Regions from separate parts of the Homo sapiens genome. Here region 2 is linked to region 1. A link is a contact called in ENCODE Hi-C or POLR2A ChIA-PET data. All regions are on one chromosome and are shown on one strand. The core of a region is the stretch at or near the end of the contact, and the rest is flanking DNA. Distances in the headings are between cores, read along the strand shown. Region 1 overlaps DNAJC11 (DnaJ heat shock protein family (Hsp40) member C11). Region 2 holds the start of LINC01672 (long intergenic non-protein coding RNA 1672).

What was found. A loop is a pair of places that touch in the nucleus more often than their neighbours do. ChIA-PET counts read pairs that join two places held with the same protein, here RNA polymerase II (POLR2A).
Region 2: a loop to region 1 is called in a map of endothelial cell of hepatic sinusoid, with 7 times the contacts of the local background. The contact joins the promoter of LINC01672 here to the enhancer-like site in region 1. A Hi-C loop is called at or near these places in 1 of 168 maps with a recorded cell type or tissue (endothelial cell of hepatic sinusoid). POLR2A ChIA-PET finds 5 or more read pairs at or near these places in 1 of 52 experiments (activated CD4-positive, alpha-beta T cell).

The regions. Positions count from the first base shown.
Region 1 is chr1:6,671,263-6,674,050 of GRCh38, reverse strand. The region is part of intron 3 of DNAJC11 (DnaJ heat shock protein family (Hsp40) member C11); the gene reads left to right. Among named protein-coding and RNA genes, the nearest start is that of DNAJC11, 29 kb to the left of the region's middle. Within about 2 kb of position 1,355, at least 2 of the 41 ENCODE cell types and tissues checked have a DNase peak (open chromatin) inside an H3K27ac peak, as active enhancers do.
Region 2 is chr1:6,723,409-6,726,196 of GRCh38, reverse strand. LINC01672 (long intergenic non-protein coding RNA 1672) reads right to left here and starts at 1,452. Exons shown (of 2, transcript NR_104620.1): 1 at 1,347-1,452.

The sequences.
Region 1 (2,788 bases), core at 106-2,605:
AATGGCTGGCAACTGCCATGGAAACCACGTAACTCATCTCCTGCAGGTGTCACTTTCAGATGTTAGATTACACCCAGAGTTGCATCCTTCGGCCCAGATCATCTGCAGTTTGGTTTTTGTCTGCAGTCCTTTACATTATTTATATTTTACTTTTCCCTGTCTCTGACATCGGTTTTATAGTATATGAGAAAGTCAGCCTGTATTAAAAGCAGTAATATGGTCAAGATCATGAAAAACTAGCAAAGGTTTAGAACTGTCACAGAGCAGAGAAGACTAAGGACACCTCGTGTCTAAATGCAACGTGGAATCTTGGATTGGATCCTGGAACAGAAAAAGGATGTTCGTAGAAAATCTAGTGAAATCTGAACCCTAGGTTTAATTAGTAGAAATGTATTAATGTTGGTTTCTGAGATTTGAGAGCTCTTCCATGGTTATAAAAGGTGCTAACATTGGGGGAACCTGGGTGCAGGCTATACTAGAAATTTCTGTACTGTTGTTGTAGCGTTTCCAAATCATTTTCTAAAATTATCCCAGAAGAAAAAGTTTACTAGCTAGAACCAGATGACACTTTTCAAATGATGTCGCTTAACCCTCCTCATTTTATAGCAGGGAAACTGAAGCTTAGAAAGGTGACTTGCCTGAGGTCTCCCAGGAGGTTTGAGGTCCTGTCTGTCCTCCTTCCATTATGCCACCTAGCTTTTGGATATCTCCTCATTCCTTTCATCAATAAAGTCAGTCTTCTTGGTGGTTGTTTTTTTGTTGTAGAGATGGGGTCTCACTATGTTGCCCGGGTTGGTCTGGAACTCCTGGGCTGAGTCGGTTTTCTTTTCCTTTTTTTTTTTTTTTTTTTTTTTTGAGATGGAGTTTCGCTCTTTCACCCAGGCTGGAGTGAAGTGGCACGATCTCCGTTCACGGCAACCTCTGCCTCCTAGGTTCAAGCAATTCTCCTGCCTCAGCCTCCCGAGTAGCTGGAATTATGGGCGCCCGCCACCATGCCCAGCAAAATTTTGTATTTTTAGTAGAGACAGGGTTTTGCCATGTTGGCCAGGCTGGTCTCAAACACCTGACCTCAGGTGAGCCCCTGCACCTGGCCGCTCAGTCAGTTTTCTGGTTAGCATAGGGATAGACCTAGTTGGTGAATGCTCCAGTGAACAGCAGTTGTATGGATTCATGAGCTGCATGTGATACACTCTGTCCATGAGAAACATTGAAAATGTCTGGTATTTATCAACTGTCATGCAGCTTTGGATGCTGTGTTCCCAGATGCCTCTGTCTGTAAGGGTTGCTGATAAGGAGAAGAGCGGCTCACAGCTGGCTTAGTCCTGTTCCCCTCTCTGGCATCATGTATTCTGTTTAAAGGAAGATATAAATAATCAAGGCTGGCAGAGGCCTGTGGGAGCTGAGAATGAAGTGCCCTGCCCTGCTAAGTGTCTTCACCGCTCCAGAAAGGCTGGCCATTTTGGCTTTGCTGTTAGCTCTGATTATGTACCAACTATTTGCAAAATTTGTGTAAAATATGACTAAAAATGGAATGATCTGCCACCTTTGGATTATTTGCGTTCGTAATTCATCACAGAATGTAACAGAGAGAAAGTAATTTTCAGCTGTTAGTTCAGTCTTCAAAGATGAAACAGCTAAAATTCCTGAAAATGAATCTTTTCCTGCTGCAGCCTTTGTGAAGCTTCACACTTTCCAGGCTTTGTTTTCTTTTTTCTCCTACAGGGTTTGAGTCCAGGATTTTAATTCTCAGCAGCTAGCAAACCTGTTTCTGAAAAAAATAGTAGTGTATGGGCATATTCATGGGCCTGCTTATGTCACTGATTAAAGTTATGGCGAATCAAACTTTCATTAAAATCTGCATTTTTTAAAACTAATATCCTGTTGAATAGAACACTCAATTATAAAATTTCTATCCAGGCCGGGTGCAGTGGCTCACACCTGTAATCCCAACACTTTGGGAAGTCAAGGCAGGTGGATCACTTGAGGTCAGGAGTTCAAGACCAGCCTGGCCAACATGGTGAAATGTCATCTCTACTAAAGATAAAAAAACTGGCTGGGTATGGTGGCACAAGCCTGTAATCCCAGCTACTCGGGAGGCTGAGGCAGGAGAATTGCTTGAACCCTGGAAGCGGAAGTTGCAGTGAGCTGAGATCGCATCGCTGCACTCCAGTCTAGGTGACAAAGCAAGACTCTGTCTCAAAAAAATAAAATATTAAAATAAAATAAAATATCGCTGGGCGCAGTGGCTCACGCCACTTTGGGAGGCCAAGACAGGCAGATCACGAGGTCAGGAGAACAAGACCATCCTGGCTAATACTGTGAAACCCAGTCTGTACTAAAAATACAAAAAAATTAGCCGGGCGTGGTGGCGGATGCCTGTAGTCCCAGCTACTCGGGAGACTGAGGCAGAAGAATGGCATGAACCCATGAGGCGGAGCTTGCAGTGAGCTGAGATTGCACCATTGCACTCCAGCCTGGATGACAGAGTGAGACTCCATCTCAAAAAAAAAAAAATGGCCAGGCGCAGTGGCTCACGCCTCTAATTCCAGCACTTTGGGAGGCCAAGGCAGGCGGATCATGAGGTCAGGAGATCAAGACCATCCTGGCTAATACGGTGAAACCCCGTCTCTACTAAAAAAAATTAGCCGGGCGTGGTGGCAGATGCCTGTAGTCCCAGCTACTCAGGAGGCTAAGGCAGGAGAATGGTGTGAACCCGGGAGGCGGAGCTTGCAGTGAGCCGAGATCGCACCACTACACTCCAGCCTGGGCAACAGAGCGAGACTCTGTC
Region 2 (2,788 bases), core at 203-2,702, 52 kb before region 1:
AACAAGGGGCTGAAGAAGTGCCAGGGCAGAAGTCCAGCTATGTGACTATTACTACATCCAAGAGAGAAACAGGGATCCACAGACTAGCGCGGTGGGTGGCGTGAAGTGCGGGGAGATCCTAGATGGATGTGTTTGACGGCAGTGCCAACGAGATTCGCTGATGTGCCAGACATGGGCTCTGAGAGAGCGGGGAGGTCTTCGGCTTCAGCAAACGGAAGACAGAGCCGCGATTAATTGAGACGAGGAGTCAGCAGAAGCAGCTGGTTTGGAGGGAATATCAGAACGTTTGCTATTTGTTTTCATTGGGGTGCAACAGACATAACATAAAATGTGCTCTTTTAGCCACTGTGAAGGGCACAGTTCTGTGGCCATTACTACCTTCACACTGTTGTGCAGCCATTGCCACCACCCATCTCCAGAACCAGGGCAGGAAGCCCGGGCACTTCGACACTGAGTTCCATAGTGGAGCCGGGTACAAGTTGGCCTAAAGATAGGGTTATAGCCAGCTGGGCGTGATGGCTCACGCCTGTAATCCCAGCACTTTGAGGGGCCGAGGCGGGTAGATCACCTGAGGTCAGGAGTTCGAGACCAGCCTGGCTAACATGGTGAAACCCCCATCTCTACAAAAATACAAATATTAGCCAGGCCTGGTGGCGGGCGCCTGTAGTCCCAGCTACTTGAGAGGCTGAGGCGGGAGAATCAGTTCAACCCAGGAGACAGAGGTTGCAGTGAGCCAAGATCACACCACTGTGCTCCAGCCTGCGTGACAGAGCGAGACTCCATCTAAAAAAATAAAATAAAGATAGGGTTGTCAGATGTCCCTCTTCTCCAGGGACAGACCAGATTCTAGCCATTGCCCTATAATTAATAGCGGCTCTTCTCACTCTGGAAAGTGTTCTAGTCTGGGTGATAACATGGCCACCCCTCTTACTCTGAAGTAAGAACTCCCAGGCAGCATCTCTTGTAAAGTAAAGATGCAGAGCTTCAGGGACTCAGAACCTCCACCTGCGCTCCTCCACTACAGGCACATCTCAGTTACTTGGACCCAGTTCAAGGATGGGTGAAGGCCTGTTTTTGCCAATGACTAAACAACCTTGGAGAAGTCTGTGCACATCGGTCGCTATGTCCTTGGTTCTGGCAGGAAGCAAATGTAAACTCCCAGTCGTGAGGGCAACCACATAGCCTTGGGTCTCCTTTCCTCCTCGACTCACTGGTTCTGACGCACTAAACAAATGATAAGCCTAGATTGCTAGTCTTTGGCTGTGATATCTCCTGCTAGAACTTCCATCTCTCCCACAGCCTACCCTGTGGGACCATCTGCTTCTTTACAGCAAATCTCACCTCACCTGTTGACATTTACATGCACATGCCAAAACTAAGAGAAAGCCTGAAGAATGTGGGACATGAGGAGCTGGGATGTTCCTGGGTCGCTCCACGCTTCATGAGTCAGGCAGGCTGGAATGTGGTTGAAAATCAGGGAGTTATGGATACACATTCCAAAGTCCCCGGTGACATGTTCAGAATGAACGGAACTCCATGACAGGCAAAAACAACAGCCCTTGTTTAATTCTGAAGTTTACATGCACATTGGCACTGTTCTATCCTAACCTTTTGTTTCCATGGAAACCATTTATGATACCACAAAAAGAGGATTCTGACCAAAGTAAGGAAGGAATAGCAGCAATGGAAACTTGCTTTCAAATGAGCTTCAGGTAGAGGGAAGGACAGGGAAAAAAAAAAACAAAGAAACAAAATGTGGAGCCTGATACGGTTTGGATTTGTGGCCCTGCCCGAATCTCATGTCAAATTATAATCCCCAATGTTGGAAGATGGGCCTGGCGGGAGGTGATTGGATCATGGGGGCAAACTTCCCCCTTGCTGTTCTCGTGATAGTGAGTGAGTTCTCGTGAGATCTGGTTGTTTGAAAGTGTGCAGCACCTCCCCCTTCGCTCTCTTTTCCTCCTGCTCCAGTCACGTGGGACGTGTCTGCTTGCCCTCCACCTTCCGCCATGATTGTAAGTTTCCTGAGGCCTCCCAACCATGCTTCCTGTACAGCCTGTGGAACCGTGAGCCAATTTAACCTCTTTTCTTTATAAATGACCCAGTCTCAGGTAGTTCTTTATAGCAATGCAAGAACAGACGAATACAGAGCCATGCCCAGAGCTATTGTTAGGGAGAATGACTCTCTCCGGATGCCCTAGGATGGATGTTTGTGGCCCACTCCTACCAGAGTTGATTCTGACGATCTAGCTGGCTGAGTAACCCTTCCAAAAACTGCTTTACCCTTATGTTTTCTTTTCTCAAGAAAAAAAGTGTTGTTCAACCAAGGGGAAAGCACTCTCTGTTGTAACCCAAGCATGCAGAGGCATGGGGTGGAGGAGCAGACGTCACCTAGAGTATTAGTTTCCTGAGCCTGCTGTAATAAACTTGGTAGCCTAAAACAATAGAAATTTATTTTCTTACCGCTCTGGAGGTCAGAAGTCCAAAATCTGGGTGTCAGTAGATCCACGCTCCCTTTGAAGACTGTAGGACAGACTCCTTCCTTGCTTCTTCTGGTATCGGTGACTTGTTGGCCTGTGGTTGCTTCACTCCAATCTCTGCCTCTGTCTTCTCATGGCCGTCTCCCCTGTGTCTGTGTCTCAAATCTGCCTCTACCTTTTTCTCATAAGGACACCTGTCAGTGGAGCTAGAGTCCATCCTCAATCCAGAATGATATCAAGATCCTTCATTACATCTGCAAAGACCCATTCTCGAAATACGGTCCCTTTCTCATGTTCTGGGGGTTAGG